Regions from separate parts of the Mus musculus genome. Here regions 2 and 3 are each linked to region 1. A link is a loop called in an ENCODE intact Hi-C map of the cell type or tissue named here. Cell type or tissue: heart. All regions are shown on one strand. Links, peaks and the distances in the headings refer to the core of each region. The heading gives the core; the rest is flanking DNA. Region 1 holds the start of Naglu (alpha-N-acetylglucosaminidase (Sanfilippo disease IIIB)). Region 2 overlaps Rab5c (RAB5C, member RAS oncogene family). Region 3 overlaps Kcnh4 (potassium voltage-gated channel, subfamily H (eag-related), member 4).

Evidence for each region. Hi-C counts contacts between places; a loop is a spot of excess contacts. Peaks named below come from ENCODE experiments on the same cell type or tissue, not always from the same donor. Only the 100,000 strongest peaks of a DNase experiment are listed, where the experiment ranks them.
Region 2: a loop joins it to region 1, with 2.2 times the contacts of the local background. A loop is called at or near these places in 6 of 42 quality-filtered maps.
Region 3: it touches region 1 in a loop (2.2-fold over the local background); 2 of 42 quality-filtered maps call a loop at or near these places.

The regions. Positions count from the first base shown.
Region 1 is chr11:101,063,402-101,071,362 of GRCm38, reverse strand. It overlaps Atp6v0a1 (ATPase, H+ transporting, lysosomal V0 subunit A1), which reads right to left. Exons shown (of 22, transcript NM_016920.4): 22 at 7,644-7,961. It overlaps Naglu (alpha-N-acetylglucosaminidase (Sanfilippo disease IIIB)), which reads right to left and starts at 1,269. Exons shown (of 6, transcript NM_013792.2): 1 at 862-1,269; 2 at 136-283. The coding sequence starts at 1,238. In heart, for the core only: a CTCF peak has its summit at 4,116 (motif pointing right); a DNase peak (open chromatin) is centred at 4,272; H3K4me3 peaks cover 1,156 bases; H3K27ac peaks cover 2,850 bases.
Region 2 is chr11:100,723,213-100,731,173 of GRCm38, reverse strand. All of the region lies in intron 1 of Rab5c (RAB5C, member RAS oncogene family), which reads left to right. Among named protein-coding and RNA genes, the nearest start is that of Rab5c, 11 kb to the left of the region's middle. In heart, for the core only: a CTCF peak has its summit at 4,059 (motif pointing right); a DNase peak (open chromatin) is centred at 6,053; H3K27ac peaks cover 1,237 bases.
Region 3 is chr11:100,741,664-100,749,624 of GRCm38, reverse strand. It overlaps Kcnh4 (potassium voltage-gated channel, subfamily H (eag-related), member 4), which reads left to right. Exons shown (of 17, transcript NM_001081194.2): 9 at 1-16; 10 at 1,813-2,062; 11 at 2,636-2,880; 12 at 3,422-3,460; 13 at 3,658-4,010; 14 at 4,283-4,389; 15 at 5,425-5,501; 16 at 7,627-7,961. Among named protein-coding and RNA genes, the nearest start is that of Rab5c, 7.4 kb to the right of the region's middle. In heart, for the core only: a CTCF peak has its summit at 4,383 (motif pointing left); no DNase peak of the experiment used is centred there; H3K27me3 peaks cover 3,008 bases.

The DNA.
Region 1 (7,961 bases), core at 1,466-6,465:
GCCTCTACCTGAGTCCTGGGATTACAGACATATACTGCCAGATACTTTGTCCCACCCTGGAAGGCCTCGGTTTCCCAGGGGCAGGGGTGTATGTAAGGCAGGCAGGAGAGTGTGAGGGGCCAGGTTGGCACAAACCCTTTGCCAGATGGCCTCCTGGCCATTCCAAGCCAGAGCCAGGTTGATGCCATTCAGTGCCATCCAGTCAATCTCTTGCTCCCAACGGGCCCAGTCCCACCACACGAAGGAGTAGCTGTGCGTGCACACATTCTGGTAATAGCGGTACCTGCGGGTAGGGGCACATTATTGGGGACATATGGGATGCCTCACTCACCCCTCTGGAACACTTCAGAGGCAGCCAGAGGCAGCTACTAACCCCAACACAGTACGCATACAGGACAGTGGGCAAAGGTTTCAATGTGCCTCCTCTCCTGCTCATTCCAAATCCACCTCGGGTGAAGCTGGAACTTCCCGCAGACCTCCCTAGCTAGTAGCTATTGTGAATACATAACTTCATTTTTATTCAACATGCCCAGAGCTCCTGCTGTGCATCCTGTGGTGTCTTAGGGTGTCAGTGCCATAAGGCAAAATTGGTCTCTCTCATGAAGAGGGCTCACAGTTCCTATAGTTTGTCATTATTTCCAGCAGTGGGGGCTGGGAAGCTAAATGATTTGGCTCAAGAATATACAGCTAGAGGGGAGCCAAGATTTGAAGGCACAGATCCCCGAGCCAGCACTTCCTTCTCAGTCTCCAGGCGAGTCTGTAGCTGCAGCCCCGACTTAGGTGTGCTGGTCCTCACCAACGGTGGCTGTCCCGAGGCTGCAGGCAGCTGCCCCAGCCGTCTGGGACCCACAGCATCAATACCTGTTGGGCGTGGTTTCGGTCAGCCCGTCGGGCACAGCGGGCAGCGGCCACGGCAGGTGCAGCTGAGCGCTGGACCAGGCCACCTGACAGCCACAGAAGTCACGCAGGTAGCGGTGCAGCCCCGCGGCTGCCGCCACGCCCGTGGAGCCGCGCACAAGCACTGGCACCCCGCCGCCGCCGCTCAGGCTGTAGGTGTCCAGGCCCGACTCGTCCGCCAGCGCGCGCTCCACGGACACCAAGAAATTGGCCGCCGGCCCGGGTCCCAGTAGCCGGACCACCAGTTCCCGCACGGCCTTTGCCTCCCGAGCCTCATCACCCACAGAGCCCCCAGCCAGGAGTAGGAACCCCAGAATCACGGCCAGCCCCGCGGCTTCCATGATGCCAACCGCGCGGCCGCTGCCCCCTCACAACCAATACCAAGCTCCGGGCCCGCGGGGCAGGGCTGCCAGCATCCAATCGGCTGCCGACCTCGGGCCACGTGACCTGAAGGTTGGCTCCTGCTACCCGCCCGGAGAACCTGGTTTCCGGACTCAGACACTGGTCAGGGTCTGCTGACCGCGCTCGTGGCTGGAGGGTGCGTGACCCTATGAAACATCCTCGGCCCGATGAGACGCTGCGCATGCCCAAGCCCTTTCAGATTCGGCCCTCTTTCTTCCGCAAGTCACTTCCCTTCCAAATATCTAGCCACTCTTTTAAGCGACGAGAATTGAAGCCAGCCAAGACTTGGCTCTACCACTAAGCTATATTCTAACCCCTCATCTAATAAATGTGTATTTGGATTTTATTTCGTATCAGACTGTTGTTTATATTAGAGAAGTCTCAGTTGTCATTTCTGGCTAAAGATCTGGAAACCAAATAAGGATTTCTCTGGGTGAGAAGATAGCTCAGTGGATAAAGCGCTTGCACCTGAGGACATTCATTTGAATTGGCAGAATCCACATAAAGCTGTCCCAGCATTGGGAGGCTGCAATCCCAGTGCTCCCGGGAGATGAGCGCTGGAGACAGCTGCCCTGATGTATAAAGTGACAGATGGGGAAGAGACCTTATCTTAAGGTAGAAGGTAACACCCGAGATTGTCCTCTATTGACAGCAAAACCCACAACTCTCGCTTCAAAAGGACTGAGAGCTTATTCTGAAGCCCAATATGAATGACCATGGCCCTGGAACAGTTTTAGGTCAACCCAGTTTCCATGTTCCAATGTGGAAATAATTTGAAGTTTTTATAGTAATGGAGCACATATCAAAACACTTTTTTGAATAGATTGGTGGAGACATCAGAAGTGGGTTATAGTGAATCTGGGAATCAGTTGCAGGCTTCAGATAACATTCTTAGCTTCCAGGATGCTGGAAGCTGGTGGTCTGTTAAATTAATGCATTTCAAAGGAAAACTCGTGTTCAGTACGTTCAAAAAAAAAAAAAAAAAAAAAAGACTTACCCATTGTCATAAAGCTGTTAGAAGTTACCTGGTGCGTTTCCTTCTATGAAGTGATGACAAATGATAACCAACAAAGAATGGCAAGGTGAACCAACACCATCTGGCAGTGTCTACTGTCCCTTGGGCTATATTTATGTCTTTTTAAAAGAAACATCATGTGTTTTCTCAAGTATATGCTCTGGTAAAACATCATATCCACCCCCCCCCCTTTTAGGCTGTCTCTAGAAGAACATCATGTGTCTATTCTTAGCAAATCATCTTTTCATGGGTCTGCTTTAGCCAAAACATCTCTCATAAGACAGTTTTTAGAAAAACATTACATGACACAAAGGAGTCTTCAAAGAAACCAGAAATTTTGACTTCAGACCAAACTATAGACAAATCGATGTTCCTTTACCAATTCATTTTCTAATTTCTTCTTGTTGTTTTGAGACAAAATCTCATTCTATAGACTGGGTTGACCTCGAAGCCAAAGTAAACTTCCTGCCCCAGAATCTCAAATTCCTGTGATTATAGGTACACCTATTTTTTTTTCTTAGAACAGGGGAATTGTGGTAGCTTTATGGACTTGTGTGCTGACAGTAGTTTGAGCCAAGGAGTTTAAGACCAGTATGAACAAGAGCAAACCTCAAAAAAATGGTGGTGGTGGTGGGGGCAGAGTGAGATGGCTCAGCAGACAAATGCACTTGCCACAAAACCTGACAACCCGAATTTAGTCCCTGGGACCCAGGGGAAGGAAGAGGAGGAAGGAAAATGATCCTTAGAAGTTGTCCTCTGACCTCCACATACCAGTCACGGCATGTGCACAGGTGCACTAGAGTGGGGTACTAATGAACGAATTAACTAACTAACTGTCTATGGGTGTGTTGTCCCCGTATATATATGTCTATATACCACAAATGACTGCAAGGCCAGAAAAGGGCTACAGATCCTCTGGGACCTGAATTACAGAGGCTTGTGAGGCACCATGTGGGTGCCAGGAATAGATTCCAGGTTCTCTGGAAGATGAGCAGCCAGTGCTCTTAAATATTAAACCATCTCTTCTTTAGTCACTCCACTCCCACACCATTTTTTTTTTTTGAGACAAGGTGTCACCAAGCAGCTCTGGGTACCACTGTGTACAGGCTGGCTTTGATTCCACAGAGCTCTGCTTCCCAAGTGTTGAGATTGAGAGCATGTGTCACTAGCTGGGCAGCAATGGTGGTCGCCCTTAATACCAGCACTCAAGAGGCAGAGACAGGCGGATCTCTGAGATCCAGGCCAGCCAGAGCAAGTTCCAGGACAGCAAGGAGTACCCAGTGAAACCCTGTCTCGAAAAACAAAATAAAAACCAAAAACCAAAAAGTGTGCCATGGGGTTTTGTTGCTGTTGGTTTTGCCCCTGTTTGTTTCTTCTTTTCTTTTCTTTCTTTTTTTTTTTCTTTTTCCTTTTTTGATTTCATTAAATAGACCTGCTTGCCTGGAAGTTTCTATGTAGATGAAGTTGACCTCAAATTTGCTAGTTCTCTTGCCACTGCTTCCTGGGTGCTGGCACAGATACAACTCACTTTCACCATCTGCCTTGAGTACCTTTTGAGCCTTCTAGTGTGTGACAGCTGTTACCACTCTTTCACTAATGTGTGAAGTAAGCTGGCTGGGTCTCAGTTTGTTCTCCAGCTCTGGTTTGTTGTTGTTGTTTGGTTTTTGTCTCTGACCATCCTGTCCCTCTGCCTTTGCACTCCAGAACAATCCCAGAATTCTTTCTGCCCTGCCCTGAAAAGCCTGCTACAACCTTAATTAACCATTTGGTGTGAAGAATGAGACATTCTTTCCCTGTGTGGCCACCAGGGGGCAGCCTACACCCAGCACATGATTTGGGCAGGCTGAGCGCTGCCCCTGCAGGTGGGTCATTGCTTCCAGGAGACCTGCGGCTGCCATCTCTAAAGCTTGTTCCAGGATCTCAGGATGGCGTCTGGAAATTGTAGAGGAAAAAGAACACGCCCCTTAGAAACAGGCCCAACGGAGCCTGCTCCTCACCCCTAACTTTCCACACATTCCAGCCCAGGCCATCCCATCTTCAGCGGGCTGGAGGAAACCGGAAGCTTCGGGATTCTGAGAACTCAGCCTCGCTAAGGACTCTGCTCTCCCCCGACTCTGATCAGCCCCACTGAGGAGCCATTTCTTTCCGAGGAAGTCTTAGTCCTCTCCCTTTACTTCCATGATTCAGATTCTATACTGTGGTGGTTTGAATGAGAAATGGCCCCCATAGGTTCATGTATTACAACGCCTGGTCCCGGATTAGTGTTATTGTTTAGGGGAGATAATAGGACGGTTAGGTCGGTCCTTTCTCAACCTGTGGGTCGCGACCCCTTGGGGTTGTCAAGTGATTCTTTCACAGGGGTCACCTAAGACCACTGGGAAACACAGATATTTATATTACAAACCATAACAATAGCAAAATGACAGTTATGGAGCAATAAAACTATGGTGGTGGTGGTCACCACAACATGACGTTGCAGTTGACAGCCCCTGCCAGGAGGTTGATGAGAGTATATTACCGTCTCACTCCACTTTAGTTTGCCCTCTTTGCTTCCAGGTTATGGTCAAACATAGGTTCTGGCTGCCTGCTGCCTCGCCTCCACCATTATAGACCCTCCCTTGGGAATGTAGCCAGAGCAAACTTTTCTGTACGTTGATTTTAGCCAGGGTGGGTATACAGCAGCAGAGAGGTAACTAAGACTTAAACTAACAAGTCTTCCAGGTGTATACTTTAGCCAGGCATGGTGGGGCATGCCTATACATCATAGTGAGCTCAGAGCTAACCAGGGATTCTAGAAAACCCTGTCTCAAGCGTGCCAGAGAGGGAGGCTCAAATAAGGCAGAGAGCAACAGAGGAAGAGATCCAGTTTTGATCTCTGGACTCAGTGTGTACCCACGCTCTCACGTGAACACATTACCCCCTCCCCCATGGGGTGGGGGATAAAGGCACATGCCACCGCCATCCTGATATATCTTCCTCTCTCCTTTTCTCCACATTCTCTCTCTCTCTCTCTCTCTCTCTCTCTCTCTCTCTCTCCCTCTCTCTCTCTCTCTCCCTCTCCTTTTTCTTCATTTTCCAGTCCTGCAGGGTTGAAACAGACAGGGTTTCTTTGTGTAGCCCTGGCTGTCCTGGAACTGGCTCTGTAGATTAGGCTGGCCTCGAACTCACAAAGACCTAGATCTGCCTACTTCTGTCTCCTGAGTGCTGGCACTAAAGGCCGTGCCTGCCTCTGTTTTCCTTTTTAAAAAGAGCATATTGAAAGAAAAATTCAGAGAGAGCTCTAGGCTTTATTCTAAATTTTAACATTTTGATTATCATCATTGTGTATGATGGGGTGTGGGGTGGGTGGTGGAGGTCAGAAGCAACTCTGTGGAGTTAATCCTCTCCTTTCAACTTTACTTGGGTCTGGGACTCTCACAGGTCATTAGGCTTGTGTGGCAAGTACTTTTACCTGCTAAGCCATCGTGCCACATTAAAAAAAAAATTTTTTTTTGTGACCATGTCTCATGTAGCCCAAGTTGACTTCAAACTCACTGTGCCATCAAGGGTGAGGATGGCCTTCAATGCTATTCCTTCAGGCCTCAACCCCAAGTTCCGGGAACTACAGGCATGGGGTATGGGGGGCACCCCTTTTCTTTTTTAAAGAAAGGGAAGGAAAGCAACCTTCTACCTTTACACAGAGCCCATCTTCTGTGGGGAGGGGTGTGTGAGCCGGAGGAGCAGTGAGCAGGTCCTACAGCGGCGTCCCCTTTGCCCAGACACACATTCCTTGGAGATGGCTGGGTATCTTGGATCCTTCGCCAATCCCCAGTCTTTGGAGGCCTTTCACCCTTTCCTTGAATGGCACAGCTCAGACCGCCTGGGTATCTGCCTGTGACCTTTTCTCTATCTTTCTCTATCTCCAGGCGCTTCGGTTCTGACCTTCAATCACAAAAGCTTACCAAAACTTTGAAGGCCAACATCTGCGTTTTTTATCTTGTTGCTCACATGTGAGACTCATTGCCTAGCTTGAAGGCCTCTTAAGTTTTATAGCGTTAACTCTTCCATTTAAGTCCATGATCCACTTTTAATTTTTTTATTAATTTAATTTTATTAAGTTTATTTTCATTTCTTTATCTGTGGCTGATAAGACATGACGTAGTTATACAGCATGGGCTGGCTTTAAACTCAGGAGCCTTCTGTTCCAGGCCCTTGAGTCTTGGGCTCCCAGGCCCAGGCCCGGTGTTTGAGTTTATTTTCGTTATGGTTAGGGAGCAATCCAAATGTGTTTTCCCTGCAGGTGAACACTCAGTTGTATTAGCCCCAGTTACTGAAAACAAAGGGGTTTTTGTTGTGTTGTTTTGGAAACCAGGTCTCATGTAGTTCAGGCTGGCCTTGAACTCCCAATCCTGTATCCACCCCCAGAGGGCCGGGACTGCAGATATATAGTGTCAGGCTCTGTTCTCTCTGCGGAGAATTACCTTGGCCTCTTTGTCTAATCTTGGCTGACTGTAAATTAGCATTTGATCCTGGATTCTTGACTCTGCCATTCTAGTTAGTCCTCCCTGTGAGCAAGAGGATCAGGGTTTTCTTTGGGGCTTTCATTTAAAGATGGAGTCGGGGAGCACTGCTCCAGGGGAGGTGACCTGCTGGTTGGGAGAGAGGGGTATAGACTAGGGTGGACTAAGAAGATGGAATGAACAGGATGTCCCAGCTCTTCTCCCTGTTCTTATGAGAAGCAGGTGTTACATTCCTGTGCCATAAACCAGCCCTGTGTGTGTGTGTGTGTGTGTGTGTGTGTAGGGGGCAGGGCAGAGAAAGAATGTGTATGTCTCAGAGACGGGAAGTGGCCTCCCCACCCAGCCTTCTCCCCGCATAGTCTACCGGTTCTCTGGCCCTTAGCTTGCCTACTTCAGCATGTCACATTCTCCAGCTGCCCTGAGGAGCCTGCCAAGCCTCCACTTATACCGAGGCCAAAGGCTTTAGGGCTCAAAATAGCCAGGCCATGGAGGGCTGGAGAATGCACTTGGAGAGAAGTCGGGGCAGACACCCAGGCCCCCTTCTCTGCTTGGGATACACAGGGAAGGGAAGGGAGATAGAGACTGCCCAAGCAATGCAAACTTGGCTCAGGGCAGTGGGAAGGCGCCTGGGCGACTTGAGATAAGGTGCTAATTTCACAGACTCACCGCCCAGCCAGGGCCAGGGCGACTGTGGCCTCAGATCAGGAAGAAAAGCAGAAAGGCTGGCAGGCAGGAGGAAGTGGGTGTGGGCACCAGATGGGCTCCGGAGGGCAGAGCTAGAGTGACAGCCTCCCCGCACCCCCCTACACACACACTCAGAGACAGGCAGCTTTTCTGAGAGTCAAACACACTTTATTCCGGATAAGATGTCTGGACAGAAGGCCTTGGACAGGGTCCCCACAAAGAGCTCTGCTGCAGGCCTCTCTGCAAACAGAGCAAAGATCACGTAACCGGGCACAAAAGGACAGAGGGGTTCAGAACAAGGTCACCATGGGCCGGTCCTGCCTGGGCGAGTGTGGGGGTAGTTCTCATGAGCACCTGGGTGGGGGAGGGGAGGGGCCTTGCTGATTTAGTGTCACTTCCACAGGGAAGGCAGTGAGTGAATTGCAGGAGTCAGCACATGATTAGAAGGGTCTGAGATCCACAGT
Region 2 (7,961 bases), core at 1,748-6,747, 340 kb after region 1:
ACTCAGAGTGTGGAGAGGTACTGGCTGTAATCATTGTCTGGTTTGGGTATTTAGAGTTCTCTAGTCAATCCTTTCTGGACTTTGGGCTGAGAGTCCATGTCAAGTCCCAGGTGGTCTAGTCACGAGTCTTCCTGCCATTCATACACAGACCTCTCCTTCAGCGAGGCTTCAGTTGTAGCCTTTGTGGCTCTCGGCAGGCTCAAGGCAGACTATCGCTTGGAGCTATGATCCTGAATCATTGACTAGCTTAACTCCTTCTGCTGGGCAGTCACCCTCTAAAAATATGTAACTTAAGCCCTGAGCCAGCCTTTGCCTCTCTTCGCAGGTCTGTGAGTGTCCCTTTCAGGTGGCCTTGTCAGAAGCATCTCAGGCTTGAGGAGGCTGTGTGACACCTCCTGCACCCTGGGTGTTCTAGTCACTACGTAGCTCTCTGAGCTGCTCAGACTCTGTGGCCATGAATGGTGCCAATTTGCAAACCTCTAACAATTGCAGCCTGATTTTTAAAAGGAACTCAACTCTGGTTTTGTCATCAACTGCCCTGTTCTCTCACCCCCACCCCAGCTGAATCACTTCTTCCCCTTCCTGAGAGGCTTTGCAATGGAAGCAAGGGAATGAGGTCTTCAAGATGCCTCTTGTTATAGGACTTTTCTTAGCTTTAATTTTTTTCCAAACTTAATGAAGCAGAGTCAGGATTTGTTAAAGTATTTCAATATAGACTTAAGGATGAGGATTAAAACACACCCCAGAGCACAGGTATGGGCTTCTCACAGAAGAGTCACCCTTTTTTGTTCTTGAAAGGATCATGATAGGTTTTAGTAGGGGAGGATAGTGATAGTTTGGATAGATTGGATAGTGATAGTTCGTTCACTCAGTGGCATCAAGACACCTCTCCAGGGAATTCAAAGTTGGGGCTGTTGACAGAACATTATGAGTCTTCTAGGAAATCAACCCTTGTTCCAGGAAACTAGTGAAAGACTTCCTCTTTCAAATAAGGGGCCTCGGAGGATGAGGTCCCGCAAAACTGAGTTGAAAGGTGTCTGGGCAGGGGTAGGGGTGGTGGGTTGAGGCTCCACTTGCTTCCTGGGACTTCGAGGGTGGGGCTTGCCCTGGCCCACTTGGGTTGCTGACTGGCTTTGTTGTTGGGTTCTAGGGGCTTTTTTCCTTCTAGCAGCCCTGGATGAAGGTGCTAATCTCTCTCTCTTTTTTTTTGTTTGTTTGTTTTTTTCGAGACAGGGTTTCTCTGTGTAGCCCTGGCTGTCCTGGAACTCACTCTGTAGACCAGGCTGGCCTCGAACTCAGAAATCCGCCTGCCTCTGCCTCCAGAGTGCTAGGATTAAAGGAGTGGGCCACCATGCCCGGCGCTACTCTCTCTCTTACAGGCTTAGATAGTTCAGGGTCACAGCAGGAGGCCAACAAAAGTAATGGCCCTAGGACTTGCTATTAGTCTGACTTAACTCCACTGTGCACCTGACTCTGCTTCATTCAGTTAAATAAAAAACAAAGATATGAAAGGCATCTTGAAGACCTCATTCCCTTGCTCCCATTGCAAAGCCTCTCAGGAAGGGGAAGAAGGGATTCAGCTGCAGGTCACTCCAGGACCTGAGAGCTGTCAGGAAATCGGTTAGGCTTCCCCTCGCTGGCCTGGAGTGCTCTTGTAGTGGGATCATGTCAGCTGGAAGATGGCTGTCCCCAGAACGTGAGTTCTCCATGTCCCCATTTATTTACCACACTTCAGCAGCCTGGCCTGTATCGCATGGTCACAATATTTATGACCTTATACCAGGCTCAAGCTTAAACCACAGGGAAACTACAGTCAGCCTTTGGGATCCTTTGCCTGTGACACTTGTCTTCTCATCCTCAACTCTCCAGCTCCCAAGATCTCAAACCTCCTGCTGTCACCTGCAGCAGTCCTTGTAGGATGTGGGGCTCTGAGAGCAGAAATGTGACTAGTTTATTGAACCGTGTTTGTACTCGCTTATTGTCTGATTGGACCCTGTTTTCAGCTGACACCATCATATATTTTAAGAAAGAAAGTTTGTCTGAAAGACTGTTCTCCGGCTTCAAGAACCATTGTCCCTCAGGTCTTGGCGTGAGAACTTTTCACCTTGTTCTTGTTAGCTGGGCAGCTTCTGGCCACAGTGTGCATGTGCTGTCTGGGCAGGAGGAATTTGTCTTACTGCTGACTCCCCTGCTCTCCCCTTAGATACCACCTCTTCTCACTGCCTGGGAGCTAAGGGCGAAACAAAGACGGCAGTGATTTAAGCTGGTTTTCTTGTGTTGGTTGTTTGTGGAGACAGGAAGGGTTTGTGAGGAGTGTCAGTTGGAGTGAGCGCCTGAGAGAACAGGTGCTGTCGCTGACCCTGACTTGAGCAGAGGTTCTTGGAGTCCTGCTGGGTCTGGGGCAGCAGAAGTGGCAGCTGTCTTGGCTCACACTCCTGGCCTCTGTAGAGCTCCTCCTGAGACCGAGAGGGAGACAAGCCCTGTATTGATGAGATTCCAGCTAGTAACATCCTAGTAAGTGTATAACTGCACAAACAAAACCGACACAGGGAACAGAGTGGTGGTACACACCTGTGATCCCAGTTCTTGGGAGGTTGAGTCGGAGGATTCCAAAGCTCCAGGTCAGTAAAACTCTGTATCTAAAAAAATGAAAACATTCAAAACCAACCAAAGATCCCAAACCAAGCTAGAATTTAATACAGAGTAGTCATCCTACCTGCCATCCAGAAAACCTGTGCTCCACGCCGGAGCAGCAGATGTGGGCTGAGGAATGCGGGTCGGTGGAAGAGAGGAAGCGTCACTGGAGGTTTCCATCTTTGCCTGAAAGTTAGCGCGACTGTGCTTCCCCTATGGCCTCCAGAGACACATTTGTGGTGGAAAGCTGAGAAAGCACTTGACAGTCAGGGAAGAATTTCTTCTTTCTGTTATTTTTATTTTATTTTTGTGTTTGTTTGTTTCGAGACAGGGTTTCTCTGTGTAGCCCTGGTTGTCCTGGAACTCACTCTGTAGACCAGGCTGGCCTCGAACTCAGAAATCCGCCTGCCTCTGCCTCCCCAGTGCTGGGATTAAAGGCATGCGCCACCACGCCCGGCTTTCTGTTATTTTTAAATTATATATTTGTTCACCCACCCACCCACATGTGTACGCGTGTGGAGGTCATTAGACAACTTGGGAGAGTTGGCTTTCTTCTACCCCGTGGGTCCTGGGGATCAATTTCTGAGTGTCAGTCTTGGTGGCAAGAATCTTTACCCACGAAGCCATCTTGCCAGTTCTCAGGATTTCTTACTATTTCTAGGACTGGACTCTAGAAGCTGGGGTCTGTCTCCTAAGAGATGGCTACAGTCTGACTTGTCTTGGCGTCTGTCCTCAGTACTACCCAGGACATGAGGGAAAGGGATTCAGGAGTTCACCATACTCTTTTGTGGCTCCTGGCAAAATGTTTAGCTTGGCTATACAGTGATGTTTCCAGAATTTAAACCCCCTTTCAGGAGTTGGCATAGTTGGTGCCCTTAGGGATTCCATGAGGCTTCACTGTGGTCTTTTCTAGAATGAGGAATGCATTGAGATTATTCTCAGGCATGGGACATGAGGCAAGTAGGGGGTTCAGTGTGTCCTAGTGGCAGGGAACCTAGCTGACTCTGCGCATGCCTCTAGGCTGCTCACATGGTTCCAGGTCATCTACTGTAACTGTGTAAAGGAAGCCCCTTTATTTCCTGCATCTCCTCCTAAATCAGCTGCTTAATGGCTTTCCATTAAAGTCCTTCCCAGAACTCAACCTGGACTTTAGAGTGCCTGGCTCCAGGGCCAGAGTTTTTGCTCTGCTGGTGAGACATGTTCCTGAGTACTGTAGTGCCAAAGTCCTACCACCCTAGCCAGTTCTCCTTTCCTGACCCTCAAACTTTTCCTCCTTCTTCAGATAGCCTTAGTTGGTGGGATAGAGTATCACACCACGGTAACCTCTTTCCGCTCATTAAAAACATGTGGGCTTCTTGCTTTCAGGAATATTTAAACAGTTTCACAATTCTTTTTTTATTATTATTATATGTAAGTACACTGTAGCTGTCTTCAGACACTCCAGAAGAGGGCATCAGATCTCATTATAGATGGTTGTGAGCCACCATGTGGTTGCTGGGTTTTGAACTCAGGGCCTTCGGAAGAGCAGTCAGTGCTCTTAATCGCTGAGCCATCTCTCCAGCCCCAGTGTCACAATTCTTTAGCCCATAGTTAAGTAAGTCTAAGCAATAAACATAGGTTTAACATATATTGAACAAATAATATTTGTATACAGAAGCTCATTTGGGTATCTTTGTTTTCTGGATTGTTTTCCAATTTAGGCAACATATTTTTTTGTCGTATTGTTCTGAGTCTTACTAGAGAAAGATAAAAATGGCTTATATGTAAGAGGTAACTGGTTCTGTATATATATTGTTTTGTTTTTTATTTTTGGTTTCAACATGTAGTCCTGGAACTCACTATGTAGATGAGGCTGGCCTCAAATTCATGGAAAACCACCTACCTCTGCCTTCTAAGTGCAAGGATTAATGGTGTCTGTCGGTATGCCCATTTCTAATCTTTAATTTTTCATTGTTTTATGCAAATTCCATGCCATTAGTATTTTGTTTATTACCTTGTAACTTTTAGATACAAAGAAGTTCATGTGCTTATTTAAGTTTATGATTAGCTAAAATTTTAACTAATTTAAAAAAGTGTTTTCCTGCTAACAGCCGTTGTTTTGTTGAAGCATACTCAGGGCTGTGGAGATGGTGCAGCATGTTGTTGCCAAGTCTGATGGCCTGGATTCTGTCCCCAGAACCCACTCCTGAGAGTTGTTCTCTGACCTCTATGTACATGTGATGTACATACACACACCCATGATAAATAAATTGAAAAAAAAAAAAAACATTGAAAACCAACTCCCACTGGGCAGTCTTTAATCCCAGCACTCAGGAGCAGAGGCAAATGGATCTCTGAGTTCGAGGCCAGCCTGGTCTAAAGAGTGAGCTCCAGGATAGCCAGGGCTACACAGAGAAACCCTGTCTTGGAAAAGAAAAAAGAAAAGAAAAGAAAAGAAGAGAAGAGAAGAGAAGAAAACGAAAGGAAGGAAGGAAGGAAGGAAGGAAGGAAGGAAGGAAGGAAGGAAAGAAAAAGAAAACCAGCTCTTTAACTTGTTATGCTTAGTAGATGTGACTATGTTGATAATTTTGGTTTTTCTTCCATCTCTGATAGGGGGACCTTTCCTAAGTTACATGGGTTTGGGCTCTGCCATCACCTTGCTGTGTGTCCCTGGGCAAGTCACTACACCTTACCTCTGTAATTGACATAGTTAGCTCTATATGGCCTTTTTAGTTAACAAGGAGTCAGAGTTAATTAAGTAACTAGCCTGTAGTTTAACTTGGAATCTTACCTTCCTCTTAATTCTATGTTGGATACTCTGTGTTTACTTAACCTTTACGGAAACCCAATGCAATTAACATTAAATAATACATTTTGTAGATAAGGAACTGAAGCTGAGAATGACCACTTGTATAACTTGGCCAAGAATACAGAACTAACCAGCTGACTGGAGCTGGGCCCAGTACCCCTCTCTGAGCCCTAACCTGATTTTGCTGAGGTCAGGACAGGGCATAGGAGACTCCAGGCTGCTGCTGTTGCCTCTAGCTCTGCAGCTTAACAGTTCTCTCAGACTGCCCTGGGCCCAAGTGTGTCTTAGCAGTAGTTTTCCTGGGAAGAAAGATCCCTCTTCTGAGACTGTGGGCCAGTCCTCACCTCAGTGCCCTGAGGCCTCTGTATCAGTCCTTGGCTCTGTTTGGCTACCTTTTGATACTGGCTCCCTTGGCCTTTGAACCTAATGACTTCTGCTCAGGCCAGTGCTCCATTCTCTTTAACTAGTAAGTTTCAGGAGGTGGCTCTGCCTTCTCAAGCTCAAGTCTCTGGCTAGACCACCTCCCTAGAGTGCTGGGCAGAGCCAGTTCTTAGTCCTGTCCCCACCCGTCCTCAGCAGCTAACCTTAAGTGACTGCATCTCCACCCACCCCTGGCCTACAGTCGGTTTCTAATCTGCTCCCTGCTCAGGCTGTCCTCACTGCAGGAGAGGAAGTCTCTAAAGCAAACAGGAAGCGCCAGAGACACCCACCAGCTGGAATTGATAGACCTTTTACCAGGAAGGACAGCAGTGTGAAGTTAGGGTATGGAGCAGAGAAAAGAAGCGTGAACATTCCTCACAGGGACTAAGAAGGGGCGATATTGCTGCAGCCCTTGGTGTCTTGAAGGCTTCAGCTTAGAAAAGTGAGGCCCTGCCCCACTCAGTGGTTGCTCATGTATGTCAGTATGGATTTGTCTGCCTTCCCTTCTCAGCTGGAGCTCAGGTGTGTCAGTCAGCTACTTCTGTTTGTTTCTTTGAGACGGGGTCTCACTCTGTAGTCCTACCTGGCCTCTGACCTTACAGAGCTCCCCATGCCTCTGCCTCTGAGGAGCTGATTTTAAAGCCGTGAGTTCTAGACTCCAGAGATTCTGATGTAGATGGTCTAATGTAGATTCTGAAGAGAAAAGTGGCTACTGACCTGAGGCACCCAGAGTACAGCAACAATGAAGAGCAATGTCCTGATTGTCCTGTTTCTTGTCCATTCTTAGCATGTGCACAGACTGTAGTGTCCAGGGCCCTGAGCTTGCTTCTGCCCCTTCGTGTGTATTATTGGGAAAAGACATACTAAATATGGTGTTTCCCCAAGTCCTTCCACATGCTCCCTTTCTATGAAAGGCATGAAGTTGGGGTTGGTGCTCACTCTTGATGGTCTGTGAGTGAACCAGGATTCTTATTGAGGGCTGGGAATGGGTCTTGAGGGAGTCCTTTGTCATGGGCCTGAAGTTTCACCATTGCCAAACATTCAGGGGAAAAGATTGTTACTCATCCTACGGGCAGCTATGTTGGTGCCTAGCTCTTAAGGACTTGATTTCTTTACTCCAAACAACTTAAACTTATTCTGCTACTTGATTTAAAATATGGAATATCTTTGCTACTAGTTCAGGAGGAAAGATTCCTTGCACACATATATGTACACCACACATGCATACACGCACTATACACACATGTAAAATTAATTAATATAAATGTTAACAGTGAATTAATCTGGCAGCTGTATTTCTTTACCTTTGCTAGTCTTCAAAAACAATACAGAGAAGCCAAGATTTATTTCAAGCTATATTTCAATAGCTGGGTAATATTGATTTATAAATAACTCCTATGCAAATTTGGCTACCTACCAGCCATGATCCCAGTTAATACTTGCAGATTTAGCTTTCTGCTTTAGATGTTTCTTCCATGATATCTTCTCAGACCCCTTCCTTCTCTCCCCAAACTCCAAAACTCTTCCTTTCCTCTCTCTTCCCTTGGCTAGTAGAAGTTTCTTGCCCAACTGTTGTGTGATCAGCATTTATTGACAAGGCTGAGAATAAATTGTAAGAATTGTTTACACAAATTTGAGACAGATTCTGAACCTAAGCATTACAGTGCTGTGTTTGGATTGAAACAAGATATGAGAGCAGAGAAGTCAGTGTTTGAACAACACAACCTTTACACACTGCACAAAATATTATGCCTATACATATACACATACACCACATCTACTACATAAACCCATACATATACACCATGCATACATATACATACACCACACATACATAACATACATATACATACACTGTACATACATATACCACACACACACACCACGTGCACATATACACCACCTGCACATGTAGAGAGAATATCTTGTGTATTATATGGGTGCATCATCTGTCAATTAAAAAACTTCCGGCCTATAGGAAAGGATAGAATAGAAGGTGGGGCATCCAGTAGGCAGAAAGAATTCTGGGACAGAGCCTGGCATGGGAAGAGTCACCAGAGAAACATGAGGAGATATTTGGTCCTTGAGTAGAGGTAACTAGGCATGTGACAGGATGTAG
Region 3 (7,961 bases), core at 1,368-6,367, 320 kb after region 1:
CATCGATGCCAACGAGGTAGCGCTGAGCAGGGGCTCCTGCCACGGTGGCGGTGCAGTAGGGAAGGGCTAGTGCCTCTCCAGGCGTGGAACAGAGGCAACCGGGTTGTAAGGAGGCACAGGGCTCTCAGCAAGGACGAACACCCAGCCAAATCCAAATCCCTCTCTTTGGTGCTTGAACGTGGAGGTTGAAAGGAAGCAGAAATGCTTGAGTCTGGACTTGAGTGGACACCTTGCCTTCTCTGGGCCTCAGTTTCTCCGTTGTGGTAGTCTTCACCGTTTCCCCCAGTACTAGAGTGAGTTAAGCCATCCTTCTCTGCTCGCTCTTATGTACTGATCCCAGTGGAGAATGGGGCAGTAGCTAGAGATGATTATAGGCAGCCTCGGCCCTAAAGGAGACCCCAAGAGAAGTGGGAGAGGGAGCCCGGTATAGAGAAACACGTAATGATTGGAACCATGCAGGAGTGAGTTCCTGAAGTAGGGCCCTCATTGTGTCTGAGCCCAGAGGGACAAGGAAGATGGCAGAGGGGACAAGGAAGATGGTCAAGAGAATCAGTCTACCATAAGACCATTCCAGGCTAAAAAAAAAAAAAAAAAAAAAAAAGAAGAAGAAGAAGAAGAAGAAGAAGAAGCAACCTAGGTTCCTGAGTGCTGGTAAAGTAGAGCAAACGAGCTCAAGGATATGAAAGTAGTAAAGTGAGCTCCAGAGAGCGGAGGCTGTGCTGGGAGGGGTGCAGTGCCAGAGTTGGTGCTCAGCAGCTGCAGCCCCAAGAGCAGATAGCCTTGAGTTTGCAGTTTTATCCTGTCAGATCTCTAAGAACGGGTGCGTCAAAGAGGGTGGAGGAGGAAGCAGATGGGAAGCATTTGCCAGGAAAGGATCCACAAGAGCAGGCAAGTTCTAGTTGGTTGCAAGAGAGCAGCTCACAGTGCTACCCTGGTCTGGCTTGGGGTCAAGGGATGAGATGAAGGCACCTAGGAGGAAAACTGAGCCTAGGGATGAAGGGGAGTGTCCAGGGCTAAGCCATCAGGCGATGCATTGTCCATCAGGTAGTTAGTTGTAGATATACACGTGAATGCAATGTTAGGGCTTTCAGGCATGAATGGTGGGGAAGAGAGGGTCTGGTTACCATGATGTGGCAGGTGGGAAGATGTAGACATGAGAAGTGAGTGAGGGGATTGGCTATTCAAGAAGGCTGGGGAAGGAATGAGGAAGGAACGCTAGAAATGAGGGAGCAAAACTGAGAGGGAGTCCCTTCCAGGGGCCCAGGGGGAACAAGGAAGAGATCAGCAAGACAGAGTTGCCGAGGGGCTCTGTGGTTTTATGAGGGAAATGTATCTCCATTGGTAACATTCAAGACCTAGCACGAGTCTGCATTTTACAGATAGGGATACTGAGGCCCAGAGGTGAAAAAAAAAAAGGTTCCAAAGCCCCCAGAAACATAGGAACAAAGGTGATTGGTTGCTACTTTGCCAATTCCCAGTTGAGGTCTGACCCACCACAGATTACTCCTGACTGTATAGAATTGAACACCACGGATGACTCCTGACTGTATAGAACTGACTGTATAGAATTGAGCCATCAGAATCTATGAGCTGCTCAGTGTGTGCAACTACATGCGGTACCAGCAGTTAGATTTGGTGATCAACATAGTAAGGGAAATTGAGGCTAGGCAAGGAGTCTCCCTAAGGTCCAGTGAGTAATTTCAAAGAGAAGGCAAGTTGGCACCCTTGCCTTGGGGACAGCCCAACTCTTTTGTAGACTTGAGCAGTGACTGGCAAGGGGGTGGTCAGAGTAACCTCCGCCTCTTCTGACAGTTACTGCGTGACTTCCCGGATGAGCTGCGTGCTGACATTGCTATGCACCTGAACAGGGAGATCCTGCAGCTGCCTCTGTTTGGAGCGGCTAGCAGGGGCTGCCTGCGGGCCCTCTCCTTGCACATCAAGACCTCCTTCTGTGCTCCTGGGGAGTACCTGTTACGCCGTGGGGATGCCCTCCAGGCACACTACTACGTCTGCTCTGGCTCGCTTGAGGTGCTCCGGGACAACATGGTGCTGGCCATCCTGGGTGAGAACCCCCCCTACCTCACACTGTCCATCCTAAGATCTTCTCCGGAGGCCTTGGGGGATAGCCTGGGGTTCTGGGGGTGGGAGACCTCTAACTAGTACCTAGAATGCCTACTGAGTATTCTTCCTTAATCCTTTCAGTTCCCCCTAGGCCCTTCCTCCCGCTCTGCCCTGTTTGGCCACCCTTTAACCCACGGGCCCTCCATCAGTGGCTGTCATTCACTCCAACGCCTCCTTTTCTATTGCATCATCTTCCAGTTCCATTGACCTGTCCCCAAACGACTCTAAAACCTGTTGGCCTTTACTGTTCAACTGACCCCTCTGACCATTCTTTATTGATCATCCAATTCTATTGGTCGTTTCTCCAGCACTATAGACATCTTCCACTGGCTGCTGCCCAGCCTCACCTACCACTCTCCATAGGCCTCTTACAAGTTCCCTGACTCCCTCTTCCAATGCACTAACTCCCTTCAACCATCCTTAAGTACTCTGACCATCATCTCTCAGATGTATGGACCATCTCCTACCGATATTCCCTTCATCCCAGTTGACTGTCCCTTTCCTCTACCCACAGGGAAGGGGGACTTGATTGGGGCAGACATCCCTGAGTTGGGACAGGAGCCTGGGTCAGGGGCAGGCCCCAGCTGTGTGCTGAAGACCAGCGCCGATGTGAAAGCTCTGACTTACTGTGGCCTGCAGCAGCTGAGCAGCCGAGGGCTGGCGGAGGTCCTGCGGCTGTATCCGGAATATGCAGCTGCCTTCCGGGCTGGCCTACCCCGGGACCTAACCTTCAACCTGCGCCAAGGTTCTGAAAACAATGTATGTAGACGACATATGGCTGCCACCCCCCACTGAGGTTCCTTCCTTCAGAACAGCTACCCTCTTACAGCTCTCTCCTCCCTAAAAACATCACCTTAACTCCAACTACCTCCTTCTATTGCTTCATATATACTATCTTCCCACTCCACTCCACTTGGGCCTCACCCAGCCAGCCCCTGGCCAATCTCTCACAGCCTTCTACTATTGCCTGGTACCTCTTAGCCTTGTCTTATCTTTATGAATGACCCCTTCTTTTAGGTCTCTTTCTGAAGTGATGCAACACACACCCCCCACCCCCACCACCATCAAAGTTCCTTTCCCCTGCTATTGTCCCAGTGGTTCCCACTCTTGTTTTAGGCTGATGTGATGTGATGACCTTAGGTCTTTTGCTACTTTGGGGCTCAGTTTGTCATTCTGAATTCCTCTGAGGTGGAGTAGGTGGTCCCATGTACTCAATCTCTTAACACTGTTCGCTAGAGGAGGGGCTGTATCAGAGGAGTGGAGAGATAGGAGTCAGCTTGAATCCCCACTGTCTCCACAGGGCCTCGGCCGCTTCTCACGGTCTCCTCGTCTCTCCCAGGTATCTGCATTTCTGGGTGGGGTGGGGTTGTTCTGTGGAGAGGTTGGGTGGCAGGGCAGCTTTCCTTAGCTCCTCTGCCACAGGGAAAAGGGACCGGGGATCGATCAGGATTGGGTACTGTGCTGAAGGTCGCATCCCAGTGAAGGGTCCTGCGTCTACTTTCCAGTAACAACTGATGCTCCTCCCTCTTCTCACAGGCACGCTCCGACACTCTTGGTTCCTCCTCAGACAAGACTCTGCCATCCATCACAGAAACCGAGGGTGGCACGGAGCCTGGGGCTGGTTCCAAGCCCCGTCGGCCCCACCTGCTGCCCAACCTCAGTCCAGCACGACCTCGGGGGTCCCTGGTCAGCCTTTTGGGCGAGGAGCTGCCCCCATTCTCAGCCCTTGTCTCCTCTCCTTCCCTGTCCCCAACTCCTTCCCCTGCCCTGGCTGGCCGGGGTCAGAGTCCCTCCCCGCACGGCCCCCCCAGGGGCTCTGCTGCCTGGAAGCCCCCCCAGCTCCTCATTCCCCCACTGGGAACATTTGGACCTCCGGACCTCAGTCCCCGGTGAGATGCCAGCCTCCCTTGCCTTTCCCATATCCCTGCTGGCTTCCAGAACCTTCTTTGGGCTCCATTCCCAGCGTTCCAACCAGTGCTCCTTACTGTCTCTGCCCCATTTGCCAACCCTGCCTTTCCAACCACAGCTTGCAAATCCCATTCTGCTTTGACCACTATTCTTCCCCAGTTTCCTGCCTCTGCTGCCCTCATTGACCCTCTGCCTACTCTATTCTGGCCCCGCACCCTCCCTATGGTGCTGACGAACACTCCTCTACCCTCAGGATCGTGGATGGCATTGAAGACTCCAGTAACACAGCTGAGGCTCCTACATTCCGCTTCAGCAAGAGGCCAGAGCCCACCAGAACTCGCTCACAGGCTCCCCCTTCAGGTAAGTAACCGCAGTGACTTCAAATCACAACCACTTCTATATCTACCCACTTATCCATCCATCCATCCATCCATCCATCCATCCATCCATCCACTTACCTGTCTATCCACTTGTCCCCATCAATCCATCTACCTTGTCACATACCCATCCATCCATCTACCCATCCACTCCATATCACACGTGTTCCCTGCCATCCTAGGAGTACACAGTTAAACTAGATCATGCCAAAAGTAACATACAACCAATTCAGATCCTGCCAACATTTTATCCGGGGGGCTAGGGGTGGGGGCAGCAATACCTGTGCACACAGATAAACAACTCTAGAATTCTGCGCCGAGTTCTACAACAGGGAGGAAGGAGAGCAAGACTTTGTGCTAGGACTGGTTGGCTACTTCTTAAACAGATTGCAAGGAGACACTGACATGGTCCAATGGTAAAGCCTGGTTGAGTGTGATCCCTAGAACCTGTATGATGGAATGCGAGATCTGATTTCTGAAAGTCGTCCTGGCATCATGAGACACACCTGTACACAGCTGTAAATAAATAAGCGTAATTAAAAAAGGACAGGAGACGGGCAGTGGTGGCGCATACCTTTAATCCCAGCACCGGGGAGGAAGAGGCAGGCAGATTTCTGAGTTCGAGGCCAGCCTGGTCTAAAAGTGAGTTCCAGGACAGCCAGGGCTACACAGAGAAACCCTGTCTCAAAACAAAAAAAACAACAATAAAAAGGACAGGAGAGCGTGGCACTTTGGTAAAATGGAACAACTGTTCAAAGATCTAAAGGCATGCACAGAAGAGACACTGTGTTTGAATGCCAAGAAGCTCTGCCTAGAACTGGAGAGTGGCAGGCATGGAGGAAGAGCAGAGGTTGGGGGAGTCACAGGGCCACAAACCCAGCCTCTGGTGTCGGCTACCCCTCCTCTCTGAAGGACCAAGAGCATTCTATTCCTTGCCTTGGCAACAGAGAAGTGTGGGGACTTGGGGATTCACGCTCCATGGATTCATCTGTACCTCTTCGCCCCATTCTGCCCGCAGGCCCCAGGCTCAGCCGGGAACTGGCCACAGAGGCAGCAGAGGAGGTGAAGGAAAAGGTCTGCAGGCTGAACCAAGAGGTAAATTTGGCTTGGCTCTTCCCCTCCAATCCCGGGGAATATTGTCTTGGGGTCTGAGAAGAGCATGCCATGTTCTAGAGCTATCCAGAGTCCTGAGTTCTGTTAGTCACACTAGTTAAATTACTCTGGGCAAGTCCCACAGCTATGCTGGGCTTCTCTTAACTTACCTAAAAGTTAGAAAAATAATCTGTCAGTGCTTGGGTGGTGGTGGCGCACGCCTTTAGTCCCAGCACTTGGGAGGCAGAGGCAGGCGGATTTCTGAGTTCGAGGCCAGCCTGGTCTACAAAGTGAGATCCAGGACAGCCAGGGCTACACAGAGAAACCCTGTCTTGAAAAACAAAAACAAACAAACAAACATCCCAGCACTCTGGAGGCAGAGGTTGAGGCTGACAATGTCTGAGTCCAAGGTCTACAGAGTTTCAGGACAGGTAAAGGGCTAGGCAAGAAAAGACAGACAGACAGATAGATAGACAGACAGATGATAGAAAAATAGTATGTCCTTCCCAGAAGTGTAAGGATAAGAGTGCACACACATCAGGTCCGGGTCCGACTGCATCTTGAGTATTCACTTAAAACCTCCCCCTCCTGCGACTGGGTCTCCATTTACAGCCTGGAACCGTCCAACCAAGTACAAGTCTGATGCACAAAGCTTAAGTCCTTTCTCTTTTTACCTTTACCCAGTCTTGGGAAATGTAGTGTGTGTGTGTGTGTGTGTGTGTGTGTGCATGTGCGTGCACTTTTAGGCTTAGAGAGCCTATGCCCTTATGGCTGAATACTGGCCAGGAAGAGACCATATTCTATATACTTAGACTAGGCTAGGCACCGCCTCTACTTCTTCCCCAAGGGATCCCAGTACTGTCTGTCGCCACACAGCTACCACACTCAACCCCTGGGAGTCACCTTCCCTCTGTTCTGATAAACAGCCTGCAGCCCAGAGAGGCAGCATCTGGGCCAGAGCAGGGCCTAGAGCTCTCTCCCATTCAAGGTTACTGGCAAGTTCTCCTTCTGCTTATGGCCTCAGGCTTCCCTCAACTCCAGGCCAGTGATTCCCATACCCAGGTTTGTATCAGTACTACCCTTTAAATTACAAGTTCCCTGGCTTCTGTCAGTTTGGATTGTCTCAGGTGGGGCCAAGAACTCTGCATTTTAACAAGTTTCTCAATGGATTCCGTACTCACTAAAAATCACTCATGAAGATACTTGGGTGACAGGCTAAGAGCAACGCTATGACTGAGCATTTTTATTCTATATTTCATACAAGAGAGAGAGAGCCAAGTGTAGTGGCTCATGCCTGTAACCCCAAAACTCCAGGGATAGAGGCAATGGAGGATCAAGAATTCAGGACCATTCTTGCCTACATGGCAAGTTTGAGACCAGCCTGAGCTATCTGAGACAGTCTCAGGAAGATGGCTTAATTGGTAAAGTGCCTGCCACACAGGCGTAAAGGCCTGAGTTCTGACCCCTAGTGCACACTGAAAGCCAGGCATAGTGCTACATGTTTGTAACACTGGTGATGGGGAAGGGATTTGGACAGTCACATGGACACATGTCGGTCAGCCAGTCTAAGTGGCTGGTGAGCTCCAAGTTCAGTGAGGGACTCTGTCTCAGTCTCCCCACCCCCACCCCCCCACCCCTGTCCTGGAACTCTAAACCAGGCTGGCCTCAAATTCACAAAGATCCACCAGCCTCTGGGATTAAAAGGGTGTGCCACCACCATCCAGTGAGGCTCTGTCTTAAAACAAACAAAAACCAAACCAAACAAACAAACAAAACCATAGAGAATAAAAGGAAGTTATCCAATGTTGACTTCTGGCCAAGAAGAACACCTGCACTCAAGTAGTGCACACACACACACACACACACACACACACACACACACACACACATTAAATACATAAAAAGCCAGGGAATAGAGACATAGGAACAGCAGTATCCACTGCTGCAAATAACGTTTTGGAAATAAATTGGGGTACTCATAGGCTATTATAGCTCCTGCTCTTTCTTCTTCCCAGGTGGCTGTGAGCCGACAGTGGTTGAAGAATTTTGTAAACTGTAGCGTGGGGGATGAGGGGTGACCTGGTTACTGCTAAGGCATCCATGAGACATTTTGCTATGTTTTCAACAGATCTCCCGTCTCAATCAGGAAGTGTCTCAGCTGAGCCGGGAGCTGCGGCAAGTGATGGGTCTCTTACAGGCCAGGCTGGGACCCCCAAGTCACACAGCTGGTCCAGCTTGGCTCCCAGACCTTCCTTGCCCCCACCAGAGACTACCATGCATCTCTCCTCATATGTCTGGACCACCACCTGGTCTCCAGAATACTACACTCGCTGTAGTCCACTGTCCAGCCAGTGTTGGGACAGTGGAGATAGGGGCCACCCCCTCAGAGCTGAGACCTTCCACGATACCACCCTATCCCTCGGAACCTGATCCTCTGGGACCCTCTCCAGCGCCAGAGGCTCC